Regions from separate parts of the Homo sapiens genome. Here regions 1 and 3 are each linked to region 2. A link is a contact called in ENCODE Hi-C or POLR2A ChIA-PET data. All regions are on one chromosome and are shown on one strand. The core of a region is the stretch at or near the end of the contact, and the rest is flanking DNA. Distances in the headings are between cores, read along the strand shown.

Evidence for each region. Hi-C counts contacts between places; a loop is a spot of excess contacts on that map. ChIA-PET counts read pairs that join two places held with the same protein, here RNA polymerase II (POLR2A). Pooled maps may share reads with other maps.
Region 1: a map of ovary shows a loop between it and region 2 (5-fold over the local background). The contact joins the promoter of ATP2B4 here to the enhancer-like site in region 2. A Hi-C loop is called at or near these places in 8 of 168 maps with a recorded cell type or tissue (CD4-positive, alpha-beta T cell, CD8-positive, alpha-beta T cell, K562 and 4 more), 8 of 37 single-sample maps with no recorded cell type and 23 of 50 pooled maps. POLR2A ChIA-PET finds 5 or more read pairs at or near these places in 1 of 52 experiments (CD4-positive, alpha-beta T cell).
Region 3: a map of naive thymus-derived CD4-positive, alpha-beta T cell shows a loop between it and region 2 (18-fold over the local background). The contact joins two enhancer-like sites. A Hi-C loop is called at or near these places in 3 of 168 maps with a recorded cell type or tissue (CD4-positive, alpha-beta T cell, MCF 10A and naive thymus-derived CD4-positive, alpha-beta T cell) and 7 of 50 pooled maps. POLR2A ChIA-PET finds 5 or more read pairs at or near these places in 1 of 52 experiments (naive thymus-derived CD4-positive, alpha-beta T cell).

What each region holds. Positions count from the first base shown.
Region 1 is chr1:203,624,872-203,628,832 of GRCh38, forward strand. ATP2B4 (ATPase plasma membrane Ca2+ transporting 4) reads left to right here and starts at 1,961. Exons shown (of 21, transcript NM_001684.5): 1 at 1,961-2,348. RefSeq lists enhancers at 955-1,829, 1,830-2,702.
Region 2 is chr1:204,126,845-204,131,102 of GRCh38, forward strand. It overlaps SOX13 (SRY-box transcription factor 13), which reads left to right. Exons shown (of 14, transcript NM_005686.3): 14 at 1-899. ETNK2 (ethanolamine kinase 2) reads right to left here. Exons shown (of 8, transcript NM_018208.4): 8 at 4,218-4,258. Among named protein-coding and RNA genes, the nearest start is that of ERLNC1, 12 kb to the right of the region's middle. RefSeq lists enhancers at 3,035-3,538, 3,539-4,041, 4,058-4,258. Within about 2 kb of position 2,712, at least 15 of the 41 ENCODE cell types and tissues checked have a DNase peak (open chromatin) inside an H3K27ac peak, as active enhancers do; they include ovary, where a contact is called at or near this core.
Region 3 is chr1:203,700,191-203,704,708 of GRCh38, forward strand. ATP2B4 (ATPase plasma membrane Ca2+ transporting 4) reads left to right here. Exons shown (of 21, transcript NM_001684.5): 5 at 16-141; 6 at 608-733; 7 at 1,854-1,889; 8 at 3,462-3,623. Among named protein-coding and RNA genes, the nearest start is that of SNORA77, 27 kb to the right of the region's middle. Within about 2 kb of position 2,066, at least 5 of the 41 ENCODE cell types and tissues checked have a DNase peak (open chromatin) inside an H3K27ac peak, as active enhancers do.

The DNA.
Region 1 (3,961 bases), core at 711-3,210, 500 kb before region 2:
GTGATCCTCCCTCCTCAGCCTCCCAAAGTACTGGAATTACACGGATGAGCCACTGTGCCTAGCCAGGGCTTATTTTGGATTTTGTTTTCAGATGACAGCAGGCAATCTCCAGCCTCACATTGATGAACTCTGAGTTCTGAGCCCAGCCCAACCAGTCTAAAAACATTACTGGCCGGGTGCGGGGGCTCACGCCTGTAATCCCAGCACTTTGGGAGGCCGAGGCGGGCAGATCATGAGGTCAGGAGATCGAGACCATTCTGGCTAACATGGTGAAACCCCGTCTCTACTAAAAATACAAAAACAAAATTAGCCGGGCGTGGTGGCAGGGGCCTGTAGTCCCAGCTACTCGGGAGGCTGAGGCAGGAGAATGGCGTGAACCCCGGAGGCGGAGCTTGCAGTGAGCCGAGATCACGCCACTGCACTCCAGCCTGGGCAACAGAGCAAGACTCCGTCTCAAAAAAAAAAAAAAAAACCATAAAGAAAAAAGAAATAGCAGGGTAAGAAAATGAAGAGGAAAAAGAGGACCCAAATGAGAGAACATTGGGAAGGGTGCTAGTTGGACACGGGGGAAACTGGACCCCGTTTCACAACCCTGTTTCTCCATGCACATGTGGCTCTGCTTCTTGGGGGCAGAGATGACAGCAAAGAAGGACAGGGGGTGGTGTGAGCTGTTGGGTTAGAATGATAGGATCAAAGAGGCCTTTTCCCAACCCTCTGTTTAAAAGGTTGGGAAGTAGTGGCCAGTCACCTTCTTCACAGCATAGCTCATAGCTATAACCTGTGAGACATATGTCAATGTGCCTTCCATAAGCATATAAACATGAGTGTGTTTGCTGAGGTAGGTGTGGGAATCTGTCAGTCAATGAAGATATGTTGTGTGAACCAGCTGATGGTGCATGTTTGTGCTTGAAAGCCATAAAGTTCTATGCAAAATCTATGGGTGGCACTGTTGCACAATGCTAGTGGGTGTGTGGGTATGGGGGTGTGATTAACTGTTTACAGGCTGTGTATAAGTGTGCATGGATGTCTGAGTGTGTGCAAATTAAAACGGAAATATGTGCCGGAGTATGATACAAAGTACAGGAAAGTACTCGGGCTTTGGAGTCTGTCTGACTTGGTCTTGAATCGTTGGCTCTGTCATTAGCCGGATGTATAACCTTGGGCCAGACACTCAATCTTCAATTCCCTCAACTAGGAAATGAGGTTAATAATAAGTACCTTTCAAGATTAAATGAGGACTAGAAACGATACCATATAGACAAAGCTTTTGGTGTCATAGCCCACGCATAGCAGGACTCAAAAGTAAGCAGCTATTTTCATGCACTGTCAGTATACCTCTGGTGGGTACAGGGACAAGAGGGAACAAAATGTGACCTGTATATAAGGTGTAGGGGAGGACGGGTGTGTGTGTGTGTGTGTGTGTGTGTGTGTGTGTGTGTGTGTGTGTGTTTACAAAACAATTTATTCTCCTTCTCCAAGGAACCCCCTATTCAGACAGGAGCAGGAAGGTAGGAGGGGACATACAAGTGTCCACAGACACCTCGGGTTTCTGGGTCCTGGATCTAAGTGAGTAAGGGGTTGAGAGGCCCGTAGGAGCTGCAGGAAGCCAGCCGCCTGCCCAAGCTTCCTTTTTTTTCCCCTCCGCCCAGCAACCGTTGAATACCGCCACCCACATCCACTCCCCACCTCCACCCTCACCCCTCCTCCACCCCTACTCAGCTTTCTATTCAACAAGTGAGAGCAAGGGCGGGGAAGAAAGCCGACAGGGGAGAGGATTGCTTCCCTTTCTTTTCCCATTCCCCCTTAAGACGAACCAGGAAGTAACCGCAAGAATCGGGCCACCTTAACAGTAGAGTAATGGTTTGGCCTCGCGCCAAGTCCCACCTCTGTTCCAGCTCCTGCTCCTCCCCTCTCTCTTCCCGCACTGCTTGGGGAGAGCTGGTGAGCAAGAGTCTGGCCCGAGTTAGCTAGAGCTGTTGCCATGACAAGCATTTTCTTAAGAAAGCTCTGCTGTTGAGATCGTCCAAAGCTGGGGGCTGGGAGGGGGGGCACGAACTTCGTGGGGCACCATCCCTCCGAAGAGAGCAAGATCAGAGACACCCGCCCAGCTCTCCTGCACCCTTTTTCTTTCAGGAACCTGAGAGGTCCTTCCCATTGGAGGGGCAGGGGGAGGAGACCCAGCCCACTCCCCGGCCTTAGCCAGAAAGGCAAGAGAGCAAAGCCAGCGTCTCTAGCTTGGTTGCCACACTGGGGAGACTGGTGGGTGGTCACCCCACCCTACCCTCATCCATGGAAACCCGGAGGGAGAGTCCCGCCTGAAGAAACCTGGATCTTTGCTAGAAAGAGAGGTAGGCTTGCAGAGAATGAATTGACTTGTGATTTGCAAACTTTGTTTCTTTCTTTTCTCTCAATGGCTTCTAAAACTCCCCGATTTTCCTCTTTCTAGAATATTTCATGCGACTGGGTTTGGAGGATTTTTTTTAAAATATGTGTGTGTGCACAGATTTGTCAAATACTGTTTTACCTATTATCAGTTCTGAGAAACCATATAGTCGAACAAGTGATTTATCTCTCTTTTCCTAGTTCTTGTCATTCCTGGGCTATGGGGTAGGGTAATGGAGGGTTCTCTTTTTGACACCAAAATTGAGCTCTTGGAAAAAATATTTATCTCCCCTCCCTCAACCCATTCCGTTCCTGCCCTCCCCTTCCCCCCTTGGCTTGGGAATGAGACGCAGGATGGAAAACTGTTGCAAAAATATTTTCCGTGTCTGTTCCCTTTCTCGAAAGCCCAAAAGAGAGATGGAAAAAAAAAAAAAAAAGGAACCAAAGAAATCTTCAGCAGAAAGAGGGGCTGCAGCGGGAACTAGGAGAGGGGCACTTTGGGGCCATGGGGTGGAGGTGGGCTGGGAGAAGTTGGCAGGAGTGGGGAAGGAGAGTGCACGAATTAAATTTCTTTAGCTTTGCAGAGAAACCTCAGCAGTTTCTCTGTGCTGCTTGCAAAACATCCTCAGACTTTCACATGTATAATTAGCTGTGGAAAAAGCTGGGAGTTACCTCGTACCGCTGTTGTTTGAGTGTGTGTGAGCGTCCAGAACCAACTGTATGAGTGTCTCCGAGGGCACCGCCCCACACATCTCTGGTCCCAAAGGGGAGGAAGGAGAAGGGTGAATTGAAAAGTTTCCGATGTCGAGGCTGGACACTGTGGGGCTGGTGAGTGTTTGGCAGATGGGGTGGGCCACAGGCATCTGTGGAAGGATCCCTGAGCGTCTCGGGCCACTGCCTTGGCTTGCTGAAGAGCTAGGAATTAAGACTGGGATTGTCCTTCCTGCTCTCCCTTCTCTCTTTCTTTTACATACTTGGCTCGCTCTTGGTAGAGGGGGCTGCTGGCATCCTTCCCCGAGTCGAGTCTGGCCTCTTACACTCCTCCACCTCCCTGAGGGTACCCGCCGCTCTTCTCCAACTGGGTGTGGAGGGTGCAGGAGTGGCCAGCCGCATCTTGGGAGGGGAGTGGGCACTCTGCTGCCAGAGGCACGTCCCTCCTGGGCATTCCTGCCGGACTTAACAATAACTTGCAGACGTGATGCCGGCGCCTGCTGGCCGGGCAGGGGGAATGTCAGATGAAGAAATAGGCCGGTACTCAACTGAGGCCCCTGTGGAGAGGGGAAAGGAGTGGGGGAGGGAAGGGAAACAAAATCCCATTCTGCAGCGCCCCCCTCCTCTGTGTGAGGAGTCTGGCAGGGAGTCTAGAGACCCTGGCCCTGCTCCTTAAGCCCCTCCCCAAGCTGCCCCTTCTCCACGCGCTTCCCATTGGAGGCCCTACTACGCCCCCTCCACTCTGAGCCCTCTACCTGGAGGAAGGAGACCAGGCTCATTCCAGGCTGGGCCAGGCCCAGGAAAGCAGCCTGGGAGTGACGAGGGGCTGGGCCAGGAGTGTTTAGGAAGAAGGGGAGTGGAAGAGGCC
Region 2 (4,258 bases), core at 1,462-3,961:
CTGGGTGTCTCAGGTTCTGTGTGTCCTTGTGTGCATTTCTGTCTCTCTCTGTCCTCGTCTCTCTGCAAGGCCCTCTATTTCTCTCTTTCTTGGTGTCTGTCCTTTGCCCCCTGTGCCCTCTGGATTCTCTGGGTCTATGTAGGCCCCTGGTCTGCCCTGGGCTCATCAGCCTTCCTGACCTCCTCCTGCCCTCCCCTTCACTCCCTCCCTGGCTCTGCCAGTCGGTTCCCACGGAGCCATTTTTAGCTCTGATCAGCATGGGAATGTGCCTCGGCCTCCAAGGGGCTTTGTCCTGGTGCCCCCGCCCCTGGTCCCAACCTGATCCCACGAGGGAGTTGGGACAGGAGGATTGATGGTGCTCCCCTTCCTGCCAGCGTCAGAGGCCCTGGAGAGGGGCTGTCCATGGCAGCTGGTCTTTATTCCTCCCTCATGAGCACAGGGTCGGGGGGGTCCCCATTCTTGGAAGAGGTTGAGAAGACTCCTGGGCTTCAGCCTCTCCCACCCAGCCCTGCCCCTCACCTGCCTGCCCTCCCCTCCCCCACTCTATACTAGGGACTGGATCTCAGCCTCTGATCAGTTTCACAAAGTTTGTTCCCTAAGGAAATCAAATCCCATTGTCACCTAACTCTGAAGATCTAAATAGCCCTTGGATCAGTATGGGAACCCCAAATCCCACAGGGCCAGATGTGGAGTCTGTGTCTGCCCCCGTCTTCTCTCCATCCTCAAAGCCCCCACTTCTCTCCAGGCTGTTTCTTTTTTTATGACTGTAAACATAGATAGTGCTTTATTTTGTTAATAATAAGATAATGATGAGTAACTTAACCAGCACATTTCTCCTGTTTACACTCGGGGGATTTTTTTGTTTTCTGATGACATAATAAAGACAGATCATTTCAGAATCTGGCCCTTGTGCAGGGGAGGAGGGAGGCTGGCCTAAGTCCAGAATTCCCAAATATGCCACCAGCCTGGGCACCACTGTCCCCTGGTGGCAGCCTGCAGGAGCTTCAGGCCTGGGGCCTCAGAGGAATTGGCTTAATGCAAGGGAATCCCAGGCCAAGCTTGTGAGTGACACATGCCCTCCACAGAGCCCACGCTGAATGCCCCTACCTTGACGAGGTGAGGCCACCCGGATCCTAAGAAAGAAGGCAGTAGTAAGAGCACTGTAATAGGAGTCATGAAGCTCGGGGTCTCTCTAGAACTGGCCACATGGCTGGGGTTGGGGAGTGGGAGCCAGGTCTCTCCTTTGGGGCCTCATTGTCCTCATCTGACAACAAGATTAAACCTTATACCTGGTTCTTACCATTCAGAGAAGTAGCCCTTTGAGACTCTAATGAAAGCTGTGGATCCTTTTCTTAGAAAAGGGCCCACAAAGGTTTACCCTGAAGCCCATCTGAGGCCCCTACGATGCTAATTAATGAAGCAGGGTCTCTAATGATAATGCTTCAGGGCTCTCTATCCATGACACATGCTTTGAGTGAACACTTCAGACCTAGTTATCCCATTAGGAGAAGTAATAGGCCTGCAAGGGCCGGATGACAGACTGAAACACCTCAAAAATGCATATTAACCAGGCTCTAGAGAGACACATCTTGTAGTGAAAAATTAATCCCATCAGTATAGAGTGGGGACAGCAAAACCGAATGGCAGTAGTTCTTGTGGAAGAGTTGGACTTGGGCTGCATTAATAGAGGCTTGTGTTCACAACAGGGGAGGTGATGGTCCAGTGTACCCCACACAGACCTAGTCCCAGGGGTAGCGTGCCCTTCCTCGCCCCCTCACTAGGGAAGTCTCACAATGGAGGGGCCCTGAAGCAGGCACCCCACATGGAGGAGCACAGGAGGGATCCTGGTGCACATTGTCCTTAGAGGAATAGTCAGAAGGGTCAGGCGTGTTTCCTCTAGAAAAGAAGACAGAGTTGGACAGAAAGGACAAGATTGCTTTCTCCAAAACTGCCAGGTGGGCAAAGTGTAGTATTGCACAAAGTTCATGAGGCAGAACTTGAGCTCCTGGATGAGGTTCAAGACTGTCTTGACATAAAGAACACCTTTTCCACAAAAAAGAGTGAACTTCCCAACTCAAGTCCTCAAGCTCTTGAGTACTGGTGGAGGGATTTCTAGATTGGAGAGGGTAGTGGTGAGAGAGGGTAGGTGTGGTGGTTGATTCTAGGGCCACAAAGTTGGGAGGGTGTGGAATGGAGACTGCCCAAGAATTAAGGGCCCAGCCATTTGGTATGGGGAGCGTCCTGAACGCTGGCTGGCTGTTTTTTCCCCAGCCCGGGTTCTCAGAGCCTCCTCTCCTTCGCCCTCCCCACGCCACGTCTGGAAAAGATGCAGGCAGAGGTGGGAGGAGGAGCTGGCGGCGGCGCCTGCCCCCTGGTGGTCACGATGGAGAGCTGCCCATTGCACCTCCCACTCCCCTCAGCCCTCTGCCCTCCGGCCCTCCGCTCTCCGCCCTCCCCTCTCCGCCCGCCCCTCTCGGCCCCCGGCCTCCTCCACTCCACTGGTGGGTCCAAACCATGTCCTGCCAGTCTCAAGACTCTCCCAGCCTGGCTCATTCCCACCTGTCGGTCCTGAGTTCCTCTTCCCTCCCGCAAGTCCTCTTGTCTTGCCTGCCTTATTCCCTCTGCTGAGACACAGTTGCGGGTCCTGGAGCCCCACCCCTGTCTCATGAGAGGCAGGATGGGGCCAGGTGGTTGGAGAGGCCAGGAGCAGAGTGCTGTGGTCATTACCAGGAAAGCTGGGCTACAAGTTCGTCCCCTCCGTGCGTCTCCGGCAGAGACCGAGGGGCAGAGCCCGTTGGGAAGGTGAATGTGCCCAGGAGTCCTTTAACTAGAGCTCTTTGCTAAGAGTCCTGGAAGGGGCCCGAGGGGGTGGAACCCGGATCACACTGGGAGGCTCCCAGGCCTGGTGCTCAGCCAGGAGGACAGGAGTGCTGGTTAGCCTGGGGTGGCAGTGAAAGGAGCCAAGGTGGAACTCCCAGACTTTGAGGAACAGGGTTGTGTTCCCTGCCACCACACCGGCTCACTCCCCTGGAGGACTGGGGGAAGGAGAATGCTTTCTCAGAGGCGGCAGTGGGATGATGTCTGCTGTTAATTCCTTCCCATACAGATGGTGGTCAGGACCTTAGGGGCACAGGACAATACCCGGGGGGGGGGGGGGGGCTCTGTCCCAGCCATTCCCTACTCACCACTGCAACACTTATCTCCAGCGCAACAGCATCAAGACCCAGGAGGCTGGAAACAAAGCTGGCTTCACAGTGTTAATTCTGCCCTCAATTCCAGAGGTGGCTCAGAGAGGAAGAAGGAGCGGGGACACTGCTATTTAGTCCAGACAGGTAGTGTCTATGATGACCACCTGACCCCACAGGTGACCCCAGGGGGCCCCTACCTGCCCAGCCCTGGCACCATCCCTATGCCTGGGCACCTCTTTCGCTCGTGTCCCCCCACTGTCACCCCCCGAGGCTGCTGCCCATGGAGGGCCTGGCTATGCTGGATCACCATGACCTTGAAAGCTCCAGCTGCAGGTGCCAGCTCCAGTGGTTGCCATGGCACCAGGGTGCTTTTTGCAGGCAAAAGCCAAACAACCAGAGTCCACCTGGCAGGCTGCTGCTGCTGTTGCCTCTGCTGCCCCTAAGGGCACTGGGCACTTACTGGCAGGGGGGCAGTCCTGGAGCAGCTGCTGCCCAGTGCACAGCCTGGGAAGTATAGCCGGAGTGACTGGGCTGCCAAGAGGGGTGCCCCCTTCTCATCTTTGAGTTTCTGCTCTTCCTTCTGGCCTTCTGAAAAAGTGACGGATTGGTTCCAGAAATCACTCCTGCCTGTTCTCAGGCAGAGCAGCCCCTTCCCCACCCCACTGACAGCTGGGAGCCAGACATGACCGAGGAAGGTGTCCTGAGCACTTCTATTTAGAATGTCACTGGTTCATCTCCTGGGTCAACCAAAGTCCTTGTAATCCACAGCCTAGTTCCCCCTAAGCAGTGCTTTACCGGGTTTAACTGGTAGGTTCTACTAAGAGAGTCAAAGGCACAGAAGCTGAGTGAGAGAAATAGGGGGCCCTGCCCAGAGCCTTCGGAGCTAGGTGCACAGGAGGATGTGTGCAGGCGGCTACCTTGACTTCAGCATGAAGCCCAGGTGGAGGGGGGATATCAGGAGGGGTTACAGCACCCCTCAGCCCCCACGCAGGGGTCAGTTCCTCACCATTGTCACTCAAGACACAGCAGTCCGGAAATGAGCATTTTAATGCAGAAAGAAAACCATGATA
Region 3 (4,518 bases), core at 816-3,315, 430 kb before region 2:
CCCTTTGTGCTCTAGGTGATCTGCTGCCTGCAGATGGAATCCTGATCCAAGGGAATGATCTGAAGATTGATGAGAGCTCTCTGACAGGGGAATCTGACCATGTCAAGAAGTCCCTGGACAAAGACCCCATGTTGCTCTCAGGTATAGGCCCTGGCTGCCCAAGTTCCCATTTACCTCCCTGCAAACACCTAGGCCACAGGATCCAGACCCTGTTCTCTCCTCTGACTCTGTCCCATCTCCTTCCCTGGGGTTCAGCTGGGGCAACAGCATTTTGGTGGGTGGAATACAAGGATATCAGGCAGCCTAAATGAAGTTTTCCATGAAACAAGTGTTATAAGGGCCTTGAAGGGGCTTTGCTGGTTGCAGGGGTGGCGGGGGCAGGAGGGAGGGCTTACCCTAAAGCGGTTAGACACATTTTCCTCCTTACTCCCAATTTGTCTGGTCTGTTTTAAATGCGCCCAGCTCTTGACCTTTTCCTACTGTGCTAAGCACATCATTATCCATGGGGTAGGGAGGAGTATTTTTTCTTCTAAGTTTGTGTTTCATACCAAATCATGTCTAGGTATTAAAAAACCCATTCCTTCCCATCTTCTCCTTTCCCGTGTAGGGACCCATGTCATGGAAGGTTCTGGCCGGATGGTGGTGACAGCTGTTGGTGTCAACTCTCAGACTGGAATCATCCTTACTCTCTTGGGGGTCAATGAGGATGACGAAGGGGAGAAAAAGAAGAAAGGTAAGGGGCATCTGGAATGAGATTCTCTTTCCTCTCATCCCCATGGACAAACAAGGAAGCGAGGGAGCAGATCTGGATAGAAAGCATGGTTGGAAGAATCTGCTGCCATGAAGAAAGCAGATATCCAAACTCCTTGCTGAGATAAAGATGTAAATCCTTGGCTCCAGGGAGCTCTGATGAAAACCAGATCCTGGCTCTAGGCTCCCAAATCAGGTTGAATTTGAGCCTTGATTTTTATGTCTAATGGTAGCTTGTAAAGGGATGAGTTATAAAGCCTGCCCTAAATAAACTGGCTAGGTGCTGGTAGCCCCAAATGCCTTCCGTGTACTCCCCCTCCTTCCCCAACTTTCTTCCTCAAAGATGGGGGGTTAAACGAACCATCAAGACTAAGAGAAAATTGGCCAGAAGAGTAAAATAGATTTCTGCCGAAACTGTAGGCTCTCAATGGAAGAGACACACAGCTAGAAGAGTAGGAACAGTTAGTTCAGTCTTTGCCACTCAGTTATTCCTGAAGGAAAGAATAAGAGGGAGAAAGAGGAGAAGATACTAAAACCAAGTCTACACGTTTCCCTAAGCATTCCTTCTTCCCTTAGGGGAGAGAAGGTTTCTACCACTTGGCTGGAGAATCATCTTGAGCTGTTTAGTGGAGGACAGTTTATGAAAAGGAAACAAAACACATTCTCTCAGGAACTAAATAATTCATTTCTGCAGCTGCCTGCAGATGAATAAGGGGGAAGCTTGCCTGGTGCTGTTGAAGTAACACGGAGACACCTTTCAAAGTCTTTGCCATCAGGCAGAAACGGTTCAAACCTCTCACTTCCTAATCCCCACCCCATTTTTCCAAGCAATGTGACTCAGGCCAGGAGCAAGAGAAAGCACCTCAGGTATGAGTATGCACTCACCTACATGAGCGTTTTGGTGGATATCCCGAGGATTCATGACAGCCTCTAGCAAGAATGAATGAAAACAGAGATGTGAGCTTCCTTTACATTTATGTCCCTTCCCTGCAACCCAAACACTTTGCTGTTGTCCTTCTGGGCTCTGAGCAGGACCAACAAATTGGATCTCTTAATAGTTACTTTGGGTTTCGACCCCACTTTTTTCTTTCTTGTTCAAACAGGTAAAAAACAAGGAGTCCCTGAAAATCGCAACAAAGGTAACCTCTCCAACTACTCATTTACCATCTCTACCTGCCCACACTCAAACCAGACCTTTCCAGGCCATCTTCCTTCTCCCTTTTCCTCTCCATAAATCTGTTATCTGCTGCTGTGGCTCAGATGCCTCATCCTGAGGAAGGTGCAGAGATTTTTGGGGTGGTCTCAAGGTCCTGATCCCAATCTAAGATGGGACAACAGCACCCTCTGCTGTTGGCTCACAGAATGTCATGTCAAGGTTTGTCTTGGGGAGTGTGTAGGATTGATCTGCTCTTCCTAGGGAGCTGAACTCTGCTTCATTGACCTCAGCCTGATTTAAACACCAACAGTCATCAGTTTCTGGGTTGGAAGACTTCAGGGTCCTCATGGTGGAGGGAGGTGGGGTGGGTAGTCCCTGCACCGTCCTCTTGCTAGCTTCCTCATAAGTGTCCTCTTCTGGTCTGGATCCCTTCTCTGCTGGTCTTCTCAGGGGTGCTTGGAGAGAGCCCTTTCTCTGTATCTCTCTCCCCACCTCCCTTCTTTGTTCTTGCCACAGTCTGTTTTCTTCCTCCTGATCTGATGTGTGTGTCTCTTTTGGTGACTGTGTTCACATTCTGTCTCCGTCTTCTTGTTTGTGAGTCTGACAGCAGGGACTACTCAGGAAGGGTATCCTAAGCAAGGGGCTGAGCCCTATAGCAGTGAAAGTGGAGTGGTGCTGGGAGCCAGCAAGAACTACTGTCTTGTGACGCTCCTAGAGATTTGTTTTTACTTTGTAACCCACATCACAGCAGTCTTTAGAAATAAAGTCATCACATTGGAAAACCAGAGCTAAACAGAAATAATTCTTTAATTTTAGGTCTTTAACTCTTCTTTTAAAAGCAAAATGGATTTATATGTCTCTCTTTATCCCTGCTTTCTCTTATTCCAGGAGGTCCCTCACACCAGCTTCTTCCCTCTTCCCCAAAAGACTTAACCCCAGGTCCCACTCTGTATCTCTCTACCTTTGTCAGGCAGGGAAGAAAGGGAATTTTCTTTTCCTATCCTCAACTGCTAGAAGGGGCTGGAAAATACCCTGGGTCTGGGGGTATGTGTTTCTTCCCTGACAATCGAGAGAGAGAGAGAGAGAGAGAGAGAGAGAGAGATAAACCATTTAACAGAGCAATCTTGTGCTCCAGAAACATCTGCCAACCCTCTCCTTCAGCCCCTTTCTGCAGTAAAGATTCACTATTTTAAGCACTGAGTTCCAGGAAGGATGGTTGTTTTAATAGTGCTTAGTGACATGATTAATCCCCTTGCTGGAATAAACCTAGCTTGGGACTCTGAGGTAGTACCAGGAAGCTGCCACTGAAGAAGAAATCCATACCCTAAAAGCACCCCAGTTTCATCTAAACTCATTAGAATATTATTCCAAAGGCCCTAATAGAGTGTTGAAGGCAAGTTCCATGTCTAGCATGGGTTGGAAGTGGTCGGAACTGATGTCAGGGTCCAAGGTATATTCCGGGAAAGAGACAGGAAGGTTTTCTGGTTTCCACCTGCCTGCCACTCAGTGCTACCACCTTGCCTGCTCACCTGTCCTATTTGTGTGTACACTCCAGCAAAGACCCAAGACGGAGTGGCCCTGGAAATCCAGCCACTCAACAGCCAGGAGGGAATCGACAATGAGGAAAAGGACAAGAAGGCAGTCAAGGTGCCTAAAAAGGAGAAGTCAGTGCTGCAGGGCAAGCTGACTCGCCTGGCTGTTCAGATTGGGAAAGCCGGTGAGTAGGGTAGAGCCTCGTTGTGGTTTATCAATGTTGTCTTGGATCCTCATCACTTTTATCCCCTTCTTTCTGCACCGACCGAGACTGGCAGAAAGAAGCTGAAACTTCAGGGTGGCTAGTTGGGGCTAGGCGGCTGTTTCCCTATCTCCGCCACTGTTTGGTCGCTCCCTAGGCTTTTTCAGAGAGAAATGTTTTCCTGTGTGTAAGGGTTAATGGCCCTGAGATCTCTTAATCCAAATGAATGAGAAACAAAGAGCATATATTACAGCAGGGGAGATTTACATTAGCAAGAAGGAAGACTTTAATAACTGCTTACCTGTCTCTTGCTTTGGGTTGTAAATTCCTTAAAGATAGAGAAGGCTGCAGCTTGCTACAGGCAATTCTCTAGCATAGGAGTAGGATCTGGCTAAGCACAGAGCAATAAATACCAAGTAAGGACTGGAGGAAGAAGGAAGGCTGTGGTTACAGAGGCTCTCTCCAGAAGAGAGGTAACTAAATAATGCACTCTGCATATGAGGAAGTGGCTTCTCCATCACTTGCCTCTACATTTTCCTGTCTCACCACCTTCTTTCAATGGAGGGGGAGAAAGGGGAGTGGGAAGAAGAAATAGAAGATTGCTACTTTAGTGGACATATCTCTCAAGGAACAGTCTTTTTTTTTTTTTTTTTTTTTTTTTTTTTTTGAGATGGCGTCTTCCTCTGTTGCCCAGGATGGAGTGCAGTGGCACCATCTCAGCTCACTGCAGACTCTACCTCCTGGGTTCAAGCGACTTTCCTGCCTCAGCCACCCAAGTAGCAGGGACTACAGGTGCACACCACCAAGCCCATCTAATTCTTGTATTTTTAGTAGAGATGGGGTTTCACCATGTTGGCCAGGCTGGTCTCGAACTCCT